2 separate regions of the Homo sapiens genome follow, and region 2 is linked to region 1. Evidence: chromatin loops called from intact Hi-C (ENCODE). Cell type or tissue: PC-9. All regions are shown on one strand.

The links. Peaks named below come from ENCODE experiments on the same cell type or tissue, not always from the same donor. Only the 100,000 strongest peaks of a DNase experiment are listed, where the experiment ranks them.
Region 2: a loop joins it to region 1, with 3 times the contacts of the local background. A loop is called at or near these places in 2 of 110 quality-filtered maps.

What each region holds. Positions count from the first base shown.
Region 1 is chr7:19,966,011-19,974,010 of GRCh38, reverse strand. It overlaps MACC1-OT1 (MACC1 3' UTR overlapping transcript 1), which reads left to right. Exons shown (of 6, transcript NR_110114.1): 4 at 5,616-5,874. Among named protein-coding and RNA genes, the nearest start is that of MACC1-OT1, 170 kb to the left of the region's middle. In PC-9, no CTCF peak of the experiment used is centred here; a DNase peak (open chromatin) is centred at 3,710; H3K4me3 peaks cover 631 bases; H3K27ac peaks cover 1,903 bases.
Region 2 is chr7:20,129,696-20,137,695 of GRCh38, reverse strand. MACC1 (MET transcriptional regulator MACC1) reads left to right here. Exons shown (of 7, transcript NM_182762.4): 7 at 1-3,041. All of the region lies in intron 1 of MACC1-OT1 (MACC1 3' UTR overlapping transcript 1), which reads left to right. Among named protein-coding and RNA genes, the nearest start is that of MACC1-OT1, 6.7 kb to the left of the region's middle. In PC-9, no CTCF peak of the experiment used is centred here; DNase peaks (open chromatin) are centred at 3,085 and 4,915; H3K27ac peaks cover 1,530 bases.

The DNA.
Region 1 (8,000 bases):
ACTAGAATGGCCAAAATCCAGAACACTAACACAAAATGCTGGTGAAGATGTGAAGCAGTGGAAACTCTCAGTCATTCCTGATGATATGGTACATCCATTTCTGTCTCAGTCATTGCTGGTGATATGGTAGAGCCAATTTGAAGACAGTTTGGTGGTTTCTTACAAAACTAAACATACTCTTAGCATACAACCCAGCAGTCATGCTTCTTGGTATTCATCCAAAGGAGTTGGAAACATATGTTCACAAAGTCCTGCACATGGATGTTTATAGCAGCTTTCTTCATAATTACCCAAATTTGGAAGCAACAAAGATGTCCTGCGGTAGGTAAATGGATAAATAAATGTAATACATACAGACAATGGAATGTTATTCACTAAAAAGAAATGAGCTATCAGGCTGGGCGTGCTGGCTCACACCTGTAATCTCAGCACTGTGGGAGGCTGAGGCAGGCGGATCACGAGCTCAGGAGATCGAGATCAGCCTGGCTAACACAGTGAAACCCCTCCAACCAAAAATACAAAAAATTAGCCGGGTGTGGTGGCATACACCTGTAGTCCCAACTACTCGGGAGGCTGAGGCAGGAGAATCACTTGAACCCAGGAGGTGGAGGTTGCAGTGCGCGGAGATTGCGCCACTGCACTCCAGCCTGGACGATAGAGCAAAACTCTGTCTCAAAAAAAAAAAGAAAAAAAAAAAAAGGAAAGAAAAGAAAAGAAATTAGCTCTCAAGCCATGAAAAGACAAAGAGGTAGCTTAAATGCACATTACTTAGTAAAAGAAGCCAATCTGAAAAGGCTATATACCATACGATTTCAAAATATGGCATTCTGGAAAAAACAAAACTATGGATATAGTAAAAAGTGGTTTCCAAGAGTTAAGGAGGCAGGAGGGAAGAAGAGTTGAAGCACAGAAAATTTTTAGGGAAGTGAAACTATTTTGTATGATGCTACAATAGTGGCTACATGTCATTATTCATTTGTCAAAATCCATAGAATGCATACTACCCAAAGTGAACCCTGAAATAAACTATGGATGTTAATGGATAATGATGTGTCAATGTAGTTTCATCAGTTGTAAAAAGTATACCACTCTGGTGTGGTATGGGAGGTTCAACATAAATCCATTTAAGTGGAAATAGTGAGCAGGTGAAGGAGAATGACTGTAACAGGACCATTATTATTTTTTAAAAAATTCCGTGGAGTCTCGGTGACAAAATAAGAAATTAAGCAGAGCTCCTCAAACTCCATTATACTTCTCTTTCCCCTTAAACACTACCTATTTCTGACAAGAGTCATGGATATAGGTTTCTTTTGTTTGTAAAAATTTTAATGTACTCCTTCAGTTATATTAAAGAATAGTTCAAAGGAGGATTTTAAAATTTCTTCTTGCGGAGGAAGTTGTGTAGACAGCTCAACAAGAATCTGAGTAAAAACTATTTGAAAAAGTTTTCTAAAATAAAAATAATGAAATGTTTTTGTCATCTTTGCTACAAGAACTGAAACTCATGAGAATAGAAAAATTAGAAAAGGGCCATAATATGTTTTGACAATAACAGAGAGCCGTCTAATAGCTCTCAAAATTAAATACACTAGAAAGAATTATAAAATTTAGGCCTTTGTTTTAATTTAAAAATGCAACTCCAGCGAATCAATACAAATATTATTTTTTCTTAATATAATGTATTTATAGACTCCTTTGCTTTTTGTGGTCACGGAGAAAGTATAACAAATGGAAAATTTGGTTGCTTAGTACAATTTCAAGATCAATCTCTCTCCAAGGTCAAATGGAAGACTCTAAAACTCCCAGAAGGGATTCTCTGAGACTCTTCCAGACAACATGCCTGATGAATGAGGTTGGATTCAGTGGAGATTCAACAGAACTTTCAAAAGGGAAATGGAGAGTAAGGATTTCATTAATCATTCAACTAGACTCTGAAATGAGGCCAAAGAAGCTCTAAGACTAGTCAGGACTCAGCTTTAGATTTTGGAAAGCTTTAAGAACGTTGCCATAAAATATCAAATATTTTAAGTAAATAATGCCTTGCTGCCACCAACACTACCACTATCACAAATTTGGAATAATTAGCTATTAGTTTATGGCAATTCTGGGGTGAATAGAGAAAGGCATCTAATAATCTATACAATATTCTATATCTTCCCATGCTCTTTTCAAAGCCTTAATAACATTCATTTATTCATTCAGTATTTATAGAGTGATAGCTTTGTAATGTGGAAAATATTAGAAATAGTTAGACCTTATCTTTTTTCTTAAAAATTCCCAACTAATCAAAGTAGACAAATAACAAAAATGACTACCATAAAATGATTAAAATAATAAATAATTATAAACAGAGAGACAGGATTGATTAAATCTTTTGGAGAAAAATAACCTATGTGTATATGGGAAGAAGATCCCAAATAAGATGGGATAGAATGTTAGCAAGTATAGAATTTGGAGGTTTAGGGTAACAAAAAAAATAATATATTTTGTTGAATATTGGAGTTAAGGAAAGAGATGAACTGTATTTTAAAAAGGGATATATTTTAGTGCTAAGGAGCAATTTTGAGAATCTCATATCAAATGACTAAAATAAAATAAAATATAAAGCTGTCTACTGATTGTAATAGAAAAAGGAAATTAGATTTATGTTTAGAGGGACATAGGCATGATTTTAAGCCATATACAATGGAATCTACAGACCATAGAAACATGGACCAAAAAAAAAAAAAAAAAAATCTGTGTGTGAACAAAAAGATTACTGAGTAGGATGAAAGATACCACATGAAACCAAGGAATTAGAACAGATACAATAAATGTTAGATTTTTACCAGTGCTGAGGATCAGAAGCCTCACCACGCTAAGTGTTTGCTAAAATATGAATGAATTAGGAGCAGTAATGAGCACATTACCAAATTGACTGACTATAGAACTCATCCTGGGAGAGAAGGGGTTGAATGAGAGAGAAGAGGAAGCAAGACCAGGGTGAGGTCAAGTAACTTAGAGATCATAATCAAGACAGAGATAGCTGTAGTTGGTCAAAAGGATGGGGAGAAATGAGAATCCAGGTGTTTATATGCAGAGAAATGCATTGCAGAGCTAAGAGGTTAGTTTCAAGTATAGCTTTTTCATTCAATAGTTCAGACATTGAGGATGATTATCTGTGCAGCCAAGATAATCAAATATGTTGATGATTAAATCACTGAAGGTAACAAAGACTGGGGCTGAAAGAATAAAAAAGGGTATAGCACTGATTCACTGAAGATTGTGAAGTGCTTTAATGGGAGTCAGTAGCCATTTGTAACCATCAATCTAAGGCAGAAAATTTATTCATTTATTTTACAAATACTTATTGCTTACTCTGTTCCTGGCAGACTTTCTCTAGTAAACAACATATAAGAAGTCCTGGCTCTCAAAGAACATACATTCTAATTGGAGAGACAAAATAAATAGTTAAGCAAACACAATAATACATCAAGTGGTGATAAGAACTAAGGAGAAAAAAACAGGGTTGTAATATTGTAATATTACATGAGCTTAGGGAAAGACTAAAATAGGTGATAACATTTGACATGGGAGCCGAGACCTGACAGAAGAAAGAAGAAAGAAAGACATGTTGATATCTGTATGAGGAGTGTTTCAAACAATGAAGAAAGCAAGTCATAAATCCTGGAGGCAAAGACATGATTGGAATGTATGAGGGACAATAAGGAGGCACATGTGACTCAGAAAGGCAAATATGCACAGAGTCTAGAATGTGGGGGCAAAGTTCGAGATTAAAGTAAGGAGAAAACAGGAGGAAGAAGATATTGAGCTTTTTAAGCCAAGATAACAGCTTTGGATTTGAGTGGAATAGAAACTTGGCAGTCTAAATAGTAGACTGCAGGACGAGAAAGAGTGAAACTAGAAAGAATAGTTAGGAAAGTAACTTAATAATCCATTGGACAATTTTGCTGCCCTGGGCTAGGGTGGAGTGAAAAGCCTGATGAAGGCTGGAAGCTAGATAAAGATTACAGAGGAATTGGATGTCGGGGGGGGGGGGGGGTGGTGTTGGGGGGAGACAGAGGGAAAGTAGAAAGCATCAATGTTGACCCTAAGGTTTTTGACCCAAATAACTGGAAGAATACAATTGCAACTGAGTTGACAAATACTGGGGAATGGACAAGTTTGAGGGTAGAAGAAAATCAATAATTCATTTTTGGTCATTTGAAGTTTGAGATATGACCAGGATGGCCTTAAAATTCCCCTCAAGTTGACTAAATTTTGGACACGTTTCTTCCTGACTATAGGCTCATAGCGTTTCTTTTTAAAGAGCACTAATTTTAGATAACTTGCAAGAGAAAACTGTTTCTGCCCTCTTGAGATCCAAATCTTCCACATCCCAGAAATATTCCTCCCAAGCTGCTAGAAGCAATCCCTTTGACATGTAATCACTAAGAAAAATGGCACTTCTAGGTTTATCCATGTTATTCCAAATGTCAGAATTTTGTTTATTATTATGGCTGAGTAGTATTACATTGTTTACATACATACCACATTTTTTAATAATCCATTCATTCATTGATTGACATTTAGGTTGATTCCCTATCTTGGCTATTTTGAATAGCGCTGCAGTAAACATGGGAGCACAGACATCTCTTTGACATACTGATTTTATTTCCTTTCGATGTAAACCCAGTAGTTGGATTATTGTATCATATGGTAGTTCTATTTTTAGTATTTTGAGGAACTTACACACTGTTGTTCATAACGGCTATACTAATTTACATTCCCATTAACAGTGTATATAAAAGTTCTCTTTCCCCATATCCTCACTAGCATTTGTTGTCTTTTTATATTATGTGAAATAAAGCAAGTACAAAAGGACAAATACCACATTATCTCACTTATATGTGGAATATAAAGAAGTTGATCACACAGAAGTAGAGAGTAGAATAGTGGTCACCAGAGGTGGGGGAGATGGGGAGAGGTTGGTCAATGGGTACAAAATTCCAGTTAGATAGGAGAAATAATTTCTGGTGTCCTATTGCAAAGTAAGGGACTACAGTAAAGAATAATGTATTATATACTTCAAAATAGCTAGAAAAAAGGATTTTGAATTTTCTCACCACAAAGATATGACAAGTGTTAGAGGTGATGGATATGCTAATTACCTTGATTTGATGATTACACAATGTATACATGTATTGAAACATTACAGTTTCTTAAATGTACCATAAGTATGTATATGACTATAGGCATATATGTATACACATACACATACACATATATATGTATATACAAACACACACACGCAATTATTACATGTCAGTTGAAACCAAAATAAAACTTTAAAAGAAGAAAGCAAGCAAGCACCTGTATTTCTTAGTCTCTGTGGGAGGGGAGGAGTCTAACTTCAATAAGCACCAATTGCAAAAAATGATGTACTAATCACCTGGATCAACCTTTCCCCTGATGTCAGTTTTCCACTGTTCTTCCATTAGCTCACTTCTGTGATTGAAACTCTCTCACCTTTTGTTTTATCAGAGTTGAGTTCAATCTTTTTCCTTTATTGCAATAGTCTTGAATAAAGTCTTCATTTCCCATTTAACTTATCTGGTGCAATTTTTCATTTACAGATGCATATTGGATATCTAAATAGAGATATCAAGAAATGAAGATATGCATTTCCAGTTCCAGAGAGAAATTCACACTGGAAATATAAATTTAGGAATTTTAAAGTTAGTGGTCACATTTAAAGCTGCAGAATACAAAGAGATCACCTGTGTGAGAGAACTGAGTCCTGAAACATACCCGTGTTTAAAGATCTGGGAGGTGCAGAGGAATTATCAAAGGAGGCTGAGAAGGAGCAGCCAGTGAGGTGTGTAGAAAAACAAGGTTGGTATTATGAAGGTGAAGTAAAGAAGTTGTTTCAAGTAATAACGTGTGAATAACGTGTGTGTAAATGACACTATTTGGTTAAATTGGAAGTCTAATAAATGACCACTAGACAATATAATACAGAGGATTTTTGTGCCCTTGCGAAGAGCAGCCCCCATGGCACAGCAAGAACACAAGCCTGAACAGAGTGGGTCCAAGAGGGAATGGGAAGAGGAGAAAGAAAAACTGTGACTGCAAAAACTCTTCTCTGTAGAGGAGAAAAGTGGGACAGAGACTATGTGAAGGGATATAGAATCAAGGGAAGATTTCTTCAAGATAGTTTGTGTTTATATACTAATAGAAACAGACCACTAGTGAAAAAAATGATGATGCAAGAGACAAAGTAAGCCATAGCAAGAGCATTGGCCTTGAGTACACTGAAGTGGATGGATTTAGTACTTAAATAGGTGGGTTTGCCTTGATATTCAGGTAAGGTATATGGATAATGATGTTGCTCTATACAGTGGTGGAAGCATGCAAGAATCTTCCTCTAGTTACTTCTACTTCCTCAATCAAAGGCAATGGAAACATAAAATAAAATAATTTCCCATGGGACTGGATAAGTGAAAATGAAGAGGGATGACGGAGCCACACTAAGGCCCCCTTAATGAGTGTGGTTATGAAATTAATGTGATCACAGCAAACATGTTATGCCTTTTGCCACCATTTGTGATTAGCTGCTATATTTCAGGAGCAAGATAGGAAAAGAGTTAGTTCTAAACAGGATTAAGGTTGGCCATGTGGCAATGATAGAAGGAATATTTTAATATTAGGCCATAGAAGCTAAGGAAAGTAAGGAAGAGAGTGAGGGCTTCAGTGAGACTCATGGTGATAAATTGCTAGCAGAAACGACTGACTAGAAGTGGTGTGGTTTTTGTTGTTATTTCTGTTGTTGTTGTTCTGTTTTTTTTTTATTTTTACAAACAGGAAAAGAGTTTTAGGAATCAGAGTACTCAAAAGAGGATAGAAGAATAGTATGTCATAGAGAACAGATGTGTTTGATGGGGTGATAAAAACTGGAAATTTTGGATTGGATAAAATTGTTACTAATGAAGTTTAGCCATGACCATGGTTGAGGTGGAACAGAGGTAAGATCACCAAAGATGGGGGCAAGAAATGGAGAGGACATGTATTGAAAGAAACACATATGTGGATATTGATGTCACTGAAAAATATGAGATACGTATTTATGGAAAAGAAACAGTTGGGAACTAAAATCTCTAAGGAATTGTCAGGCGCAATCAAAGGCTTGTGGATGACTGAGTAAAGGAGAGTTACTGGGCAATAAACATATTGGGTAGCGTGACCTTCAAAGGAACTGAGAGTTTTAGGGAAAAGGGATAGATCATCCCATGTCAAAAGCAGGGCACTCATCCTATCTCCTGACACAGAGGTACAAGACATATTAAAGAGATATGGCGGACATTTCTTCTGAGGAGTAATAGATGGCTTTGAGCAGAGAGTTGTGTTATAGCTTAAAACACGGAGTTGTTTAATGCTCTGTGAAATGTTAAAATTTAATATGGCACTTTGAAAGTTAGTAAATACAGGAAATATCCAAGGAACTGGTTTTAAAATGCAAATGCTTCTTAGGTGATCCAGGTGAACACTATAAGTGATGTTGTGTTGATCATATGTAACACTGCTTTAGTGTGATAAGAATGACACTTCACTTCAGTGGTCTTTCTCCCAAAAATCCATAGCCCCACTCTAATCATGAGAAAAACATCAAACAAACCTTGACTGAGGGATATTTTATGAAATATCTGACCAGTGCTTCTCAAAACTGTCAAGGTCATGAAAAACAACAACGAGGTCCAATAAATTGTCATAGTAGAGAGATGCTAAAGAAAGCATAATGACTAAGTGCATGGTATTCTGGGTGGGGTCCTAAGAGAAAAAGGACAATGAGAAAAAAATAACTAAATAATTTAGAATAAAGTACAGAGTTTGCTTAATAACAGTGTATCAATACTGGTTCATTAGTTATGACAAATGTGCAATAGTAATGTAAAAGTTGACACTGGGGGAGACTGGGTCCAGTGTATATAGGAACTCTGTATTATCTTTGGAACTTTTCTGTA
Region 2 (8,000 bases), 160 kb before region 1:
AGTCAATGAAATAATAAGGCACTTATATACCATCTTTGACATCATTAAAAGTATCAAATCCCATTAATCTAAAACTTCTTTAAGCATTTTGAAAGCAGAAAATGTTTACATGGTTCTTTCAGTTCCTCAGGCTTTTTGTCTAATGATGCGTGACTTAGGATAAGATTTGAATTAAGTGCCCAGCTTGAAACATAATAATTTTTCTGTATAAGCCACAGATCCTCTACCTCCTTTGTGTTAAAGCCTTTATATGAAACAATTAAGTAGAAGCATTCAATAGTGTGTCATTAACTGTTCATACTAATAAATGGATACAGCACATTTTCATGGCCTGTAATGTAGAACATACTATATAAAGTTCTCAGTTTGGGGATGACTAGGTTTCTGGAAGGAATAGAATGCTAAATCAATGGATGGCATTGGGCTGAGAAACACTGCTGCTACTAATCAGCCTTGAATGTGTAATGTGAACATGCAAAAGAGAACATGCATACACTCAAATTTGTACAATGCTATAACTGGAAGTTGAAGGACTTGAATTTTTATATTGTGCTATTGTTATGTTTTCTGTAATTGTTTATATCTAAGGAATTTTTGAGGTAATATAAAAGAAAAAGAGAATAATGAACAATGATGTCACTGGAGGGTTTTTACATTAAATTAGATCATTTTTCTTCTTATTCACAATAATAATCTTAATCTTTAAGAATTAATTATAATTTAATATTATAATTCATAATCTTTAAGAATTAATAATTATAATTTAATATTATAATTAATAATCTTTAAGAATTAATAATATAATTTAATATTATAATTAATAATCTTTAAGAATTAATAATTACAATTAATAATTAATAATAATCTTAATCTTTAAGAATTAATAATAATCCTTAATCGCAATAATAATCGCAAGGAGGAGAAGTAAGTCCCTCCTCCTTCTGTATGAACTTTTCTCCCACATGCTGCTGTATGGTTTAGTGAGAGTGAAGTTCTAAAGAACATCAATATGATTGGTGGGATAATCCAAAGACATTTTTTCAGAATCAAATGGCATGTCGAAGGTTTGTTTCTTGCATATGTATTTACTGGTCCACAGCACAAAATAAAGTGACCACATATACATAGGAAAGTTGAATTTGTACACATACAGCATCTGAAATGTATCTGATGTTCAGCATCAAGATTTCACTGAACATTGTAGAAATGTGTATCTTTTGCATGTATATTTTACATTGATTTTCTATTTATGTACATCTAGAAAGTTTTAACCCTAATAAATAGTTTTGTAATTTTGAATAATAGTGTCAGTTTATATGTGAGGGAGTAGAGACAGAGAGGTTAGCACTGGATAATAATTAGTAAGGCCAAAGGAGAAAATTTCATAGAAAATATTGTTGTTGTCATAATGAGTACAGCATGAAAGGCTTCCTCTACAAGACACTAGTCAAAGAGTTGAGAGCTGCGGTTTCTAATCTTTGTCCATTACTCCCTTACTCCCTATGAGACTGTGGACCTGTCACTTGGCCTCTCTGGTCTTCAGTTTTCTCACCAGTAAAACAAGGAACTTGAACCAAATGACCTCTAGTGTTCCCCTTGGGTTTAAATGTCTATAAATGTTCAATGACTAGAATGTATTGCGTTTTTCTTTATTCTTTTTGCTTTGAGAAAAGAGAATGTGATTTAAGAGTAATAATTTGAATACCAATTATCCACATTAAAATTGTGTCCTCTATGTGTAAGGCATAGCACATTTAGCACACATACATAAGCACACTAAGCACCTTACAAATATCCTCATTTATTCTTTACATAATCTTTTGAAATTGATTATGTAATACACACTGTTTTTGAACAATTGGTGACTTCCAGCTGTTTAAAACAAACTACAGTATGGTGCTTGAGTACTGACTTAGGAGGTCAGCATTGGTTTCACTAGGAGCTTCTCAAAGCACGCTGCCAAACATGCTCCAGTCTCATTGTCAAGGCCTTAGACCAGGCAATCATTACGGCAGTGGTTCTTCAACTTCAGCAGCAGCAAAACGATCTGGCGGGGGCTTGGTGAAACAGACTGCTGGGCTCGACCACCAGAATTTCTCATTCAGAGGGTCTGGCCTGATCACTTGCATTTCTAATCACTTCCCAGGTGATGCAGATGTTTCTGGTCCAGGGACCCCAGTTTGAGAACCACTGTATTAAAATTTCCTTCATCTCTATAGAAATGGAAAGATTTTTTATAAGTCCTCTAATTTGCTTTAAGATAAATGAGATTTCACTTAATTCTGTTGGAGAAATTGTTTTAAAAATTGTGCTAAAGAACCGAAAATCACTTTATGTTAAGGCTCTATTTATAGCAAGTGAACTTTTCATGAGTTAATAAAGGCCTACAAAAATAATTTTGACTGTGAAACTAATTAAAATCTCTGTGTTTCATTTAAAGCATAAACATATTTGAATAAAAATAGGTTAACAATAATTTGGGACATGTATTCAGTATAATTTTAAGATAATTTTACAAAATATATGTAACATTGCATTTGTTTCTGTAAAATATCTTCGGAAAAAGCCTTGTTTTCCCTAGTGTGTTATTTGTTGAATTTCTTGTTAAATGTATTTTTTCCCATTGAAAAAAATGTTTTTAATCAATGTGATCAATACAGCTATCTATATGCCCTGCTTTCACTGTAGAATTAGAAAGTGTTAATAAGGTGATCGGATGTTCTTTCTAAGGATCATATTCCACATTTAAAGAGATGGTGACTGAGAAGAGGTGGCAAGCTGAACCATCTCACTTTGAGATTGACGTATCACGTTTTATCCTCTGCCATCATTTCCTTGTTAATTGTTTTTCTTTGGGTGATTGGAAGAATCTATGGCTTCCTTTTCTCTGTTCTTAAAGATATCAAGACTCTGCCCTTTTGTGACTGGAAGTAGATTTTAAATGTCCCTAATGTTTATATGCTCACTTAAACTCAATACATGGAATTTACTGGGGCATTTAACTTGTTCATGAAAATAGAGTGAGTCATTGAAAAATCAAATCTTTAGTTATGATTAAGTTATTGTTTTTACCTAAACTGGTTCTACCAAACTCACTCTTTAAAGCAGAATCTGGAATTGGCAAGTCTGATGTAATGCTGATCTTACACATATTAGATTAAATGACCTAATAGAACCAGCTACTGCGCCCTTTCTTATCAGAGTAGAAAAACCCATTCTCTGGGTTTACTCCCAGGAAATACATACTCAATGCTCACTCAGACGTTTTATATCATGACGAAAAATCAAGAAAGGGGTGAAGTGGAGCTAGGGAAGGGTTCAATTACGGTGTAAAGAAAGAAGGCTGCCTATTCATGACAATGGAAACTTTGTCTTCCTCTCTTTGTGTTGGAATTTTTATTTTTATTTTTATTTTTATTTTATTTTATTTTATTTTTTAGACAAGGTCTCCTTGTCTCACCCAAGCTGGAGTGCAGTGGTGCAATGATCGCCTGACCTACCTCCACCTTCCAAGAGTAACAGTGCTCCTGCTCCAATGTGACCTTACAAATCTTACATAGATTTCTCTGTGGTCAACTCTAATCAGCAACACTCAGAGACACTCAGTGAAGAAAGCCCTGGGAAACACTATTTAGTTTAGCCCAGGGGAAATTACAAGGCCATGTCACCTTGAAACTGGAACATGAGGAGAGGTGAGGATGGAGCTGCTGCAGCCATGTTGTTACCATAAAGGGAAAGCCCAGAGCTGCTGGGCAGCTTTGTGGAGCCCAGGGATGAAACTAATATAATCAAATATAGGTAGGGGAACTAACAAAACAAGAACAAAACACAAGTTTGATCACACTCTTCAAGCCTTGGATACTGGAATGCCTGAAACTGCCTCCTGGAGTTTTTAGTTGTGAGAGACAAATTCTTTGTGCCTAATCCAGTTTAAAATAGGTTTTCTGACACCAGCTCTCGAAAGACCGATAAATGACAATTTTGATGTAGGGCTGCTGCGTTTGCTCTAGCTGAAGTTTCTTTGGTGTTTTACAAAACAGTCTTAGATAGCATTAAATCCATCCAGGAGATAAGCAAACAACAGTTAATTTGTATCTTTTTATAGATCAGGTAAAGAGAAAGAAGGAAAGATACTGTGTTTTCCATTTGTAAAAAGACCAGGCCAAACACTGTGGCTCATGCCTGTATTCCTAGCACTTGGGAGGCCAAGGTAGGAGGATCGCTTGAGGCCAGAAGTTTGGGACCAGCCTGGGCAACAGCAAAACCCCATCTCTACAAAAAATACAATTAAAAAAAAATTGTTGAGCATGGTGGTGCACATCCGTGGTCCTAGCTACTCAGGAAGCTGAGGCGAGAGGATCACTTAGCCTCAGCACTATTTGCTGCCTCAGGAAATCTTTCTCCCTCAAGTGCAATTCAAGAAGCTAGTTTTCTGAGTCCTTAGTATGAGACTGGCAATGGGCCTGCTTTTCTATAAACTTCTGCAATAAATCAAATGATAAGTAAATGGAACTTCACTGGCAATATCTGCTCTCTACATACCACTTTACGAATTGCTGATGACATGACAAAACCACCTACAACCCCATCAAGGCCACAGGGGCACCTGGCCTAAGAGGACCAGAGGCAGATCTCCTGTGACTTCAATTACTCTCAAGCAGGACCTATAATGTAGTAGATGCACTTCACCTACTGCTAGAAAGAAGCTGAGGGGAAGAGAGGGACAGAGAAGGAGTTCCCAGAATGCTTGATTGTGAAAATTGTAAGGTTAGAATCGAGTGTCATGACCTGCTGGTGAAAAACAACCATGGCAAATTCCTTCAAACATTTCCTGAATGAAACTAGGAAAGCGGGGTCCAAGCTCAGTGGTATTTCACCTTTCTCAGCCATCTGACTTTTCACTGGAGATCTTTATCTCTTCTTTTGTCTGAGTAATAACCCCAAAATGTTGCCCAAGGGGAAAGTAGAACAGCAACAGCAATTGAAGGGAATTACATGATTCCAAGACATCATCAAAAAATAGGGCAAAATGTAAAGGGATACCACCAACAATGGTGGTGTGTTTGTTCTTTTTTAAAATACCTAACAGCTTTATTAAGATATAGTCAACATGTCATAGAATTAATCCTGTCTTTTTATTTTTAGGAGCCCATGATCATTTTTTCCTTAATATATAGTTCCTGTTTAATGTTTGTTCAACTATATTCATAATTTGCTGTACATAGAGAAATGCTCTTTGGGATGAAATTGGATATTAGGTTTTTCAAGGTTGAATGGAACGGTGTGGGTTGTGGCAAAATAAGAGATTAGTGATCAAGGTTATTTAAAAGAGGAAGATAAGTAAGTACTTGATATTACATTCCTAAATCTATTTTCAAGTGATTTCACTGATAGTTTAGAAGAAAAAGGAAAATCAAATATCCTTTCACGCTGTTAGAAAAGCTCTATATTTCTTTCTATTTTGATTGCTGAGAAGTTACTGTATGCTTAGGAATAAGAGTCCAGGTTCCAGTGAAACAGGTGCAAACCCACTGCATGTAATTAATCCACCCACCCTGGGTTCCTGTCTCGAGCAAAGTTTTAAATCCATCTTTAATGAGAGCTCTGTTTTGACCACTTAGTATATTCTGTGTTTATCTAGTAAAAAACTGCATTACTGTAGTCCCCCATTATCTGTGGTTTCACTTTCCATGGGTTCAGTTACCTGTGGCCATCCCCGTTCTGAAAATATTACATCACTACTCTTGTACGTTGGGGCCAATATTAAGTAAAAAAATGTTCCTTGAACACAAGCACAAGGAAACAGTGACAGTCAATCTGATAACCAAGATAGGTACTAAGTGATGACGGAAAAGGAAAGAGTGAGACTTCATCACACTATTCAGGATGCCATGCAATTTTAAAATTTATGAATTGTTTATTTCTGGAATTTTCCATTTACATCACAATGCCTACCTCATCCGCCTCACTTCATCTCATCATGTAGGCATTGTATCATCTCACATTGTCACAAGAAGGGTGAGTACAATGCAATAAGATATTTTGAGAGAAAGATCATGTTCACGTAACTTTTTTTTTACAGTATATTGTTATATTTGTTTGATTTTATTATTGTTGATTTCTTAAAGCTTTATCATAGGAATGTATGTGTAGGAAAAATTTACACAGGGTTTGGCACCATCAGTGGTTTCAGGCATCAACCTTGGGTCTTGGAATGTATCCCCTGCAGATAAGGGGGATACTGAGTGACTTAGAAAACAGAAATGTTTCTTACAATCCTGGAGGCTAGAAATAAAATCAAGGTTTTGGCAGGGTTGGATTTTTCTGAGGGCCGTGGGGAAGAATATATTTCTGGCCTCTCTCTTTAGTTTAAAGATGGCCGTCTTCTCCCTGTATCTTTACATGCTCTTCCTTTTATGAGTGTGTCAATGTGTCATGTCCTTTTCTCTTTAGGACACCAGTCATACTGGATTAGCGCCCACCTAGTGACCTCATTTAAGTTACCTCTTGAAAGACACTACCTCTAAATATGGTTACATTCTTAGGTACCAGGGGTTAGCACTTCAACGTGAACTTGAGGGAGGGTACAATTCAGCCCATAATAAAAATTATTTAGTCAGGTTTTTTTTGTTACTAAAACCAACTACTTCGTTCAAATGCATGTTAAACAATCCTGCAATGAGCCTTTTAAAATTTCTGCCCCCTTATTTCTCTATCACCAGAAAATCCTCAATGCCTGAGAAATGAGGGACATTCCAAAGCCACGGATTGATCTGAAATACAGTAAGATGATAGAACTACGCAGCTGGAACTGCCATTGTTCTTTTAATTCAGGCATGATAAAGAGTCAAACTCTGCTTATGGGAACTAATGGTAAACAACATTGGTGTAGGTAATACAAGTTCCAGCCCAGCCTGGGCAACATAACAAGACTTCATCTCTAGAAACAATAACAAACAAAACAAATAAATAAAAAATAAGCTTATTTAATACTCCTAACCTACAGAACATCGTAGCTTAGCCTAGCCTACCTTAAGAGTGCTCAAAACACTTATATTAGCCTACAGTTGAGCAAAATCATCTAACACAAAGCCTATTTTATAATAAAGTGTTGAATAGCTCAGATAATTTATTGAATACTATACCGAAAGTGAAAAACAGAATGGTTGTATGGGTACTTACTCAAAGTCTGGCTTCTAATGAATGAGTATTGCTTTCCCACCACTGTGAAGTCAAAAAAATCGTAGGTCGAACTCGTAAATAAATTGAGGACTGTCTGTTCATACTTGTAGATAATTTCCCTTGGGTTTTCATTGCTGCCAGTATAGGATTTAAGTGCTGCAGAAAAGGAATACTCTTTTTTCTGGTGGGGAACTGTGAAGACAGTCTAAGAACAGATTGTCACTCCTTTGATTTTGTTGTTGTTGCTGTTGTTGTTGTTGTTCTTGTTGATGAACACTGGGATGGCTGGGAAGCAAATGTCTCTTATAGAACAAACAAAAACAAGGGGAGGCTTGGATCACCCAGAGAGCACACTGAGCCAAGCATCTGGGAAATTTGTCTTGAAGGGTGTGGTGGGTAAGAAAAAAGACAGAATGTGCTGAACTCCTGAGGAGACCTGGTAGATTGTCCTAAGCAGGGATTTGAGAGAACAGGCTAAGAAAATCTCTAACTGAGAACTGCAATTTGAGAGAGAAGGCTAAAAAGTTTTTCTCAATTGCCATTTTTTACAGAATTCTTTGAGTGCACTTATGGTAAACAGCCTTTCCTGGTTTGTCCAAGACTGAGGGCTTTCCTGAGACGTGGGATTTTCAGTGCTAAAACCAGGGAAGTTTCAGGCAAACCAAGACAATTGGCCACCATAAGTACAAAACACTGAAGTCCCTGTTAAAAGTAAAAGTGGCAACCGGGAAAGATAACACCCTGTCATTATCAGGCTCTTTGTGCCGCAGCTTAAATAATCACCATATTAAACCTACGGTAAGGAAGGGACATAAGAT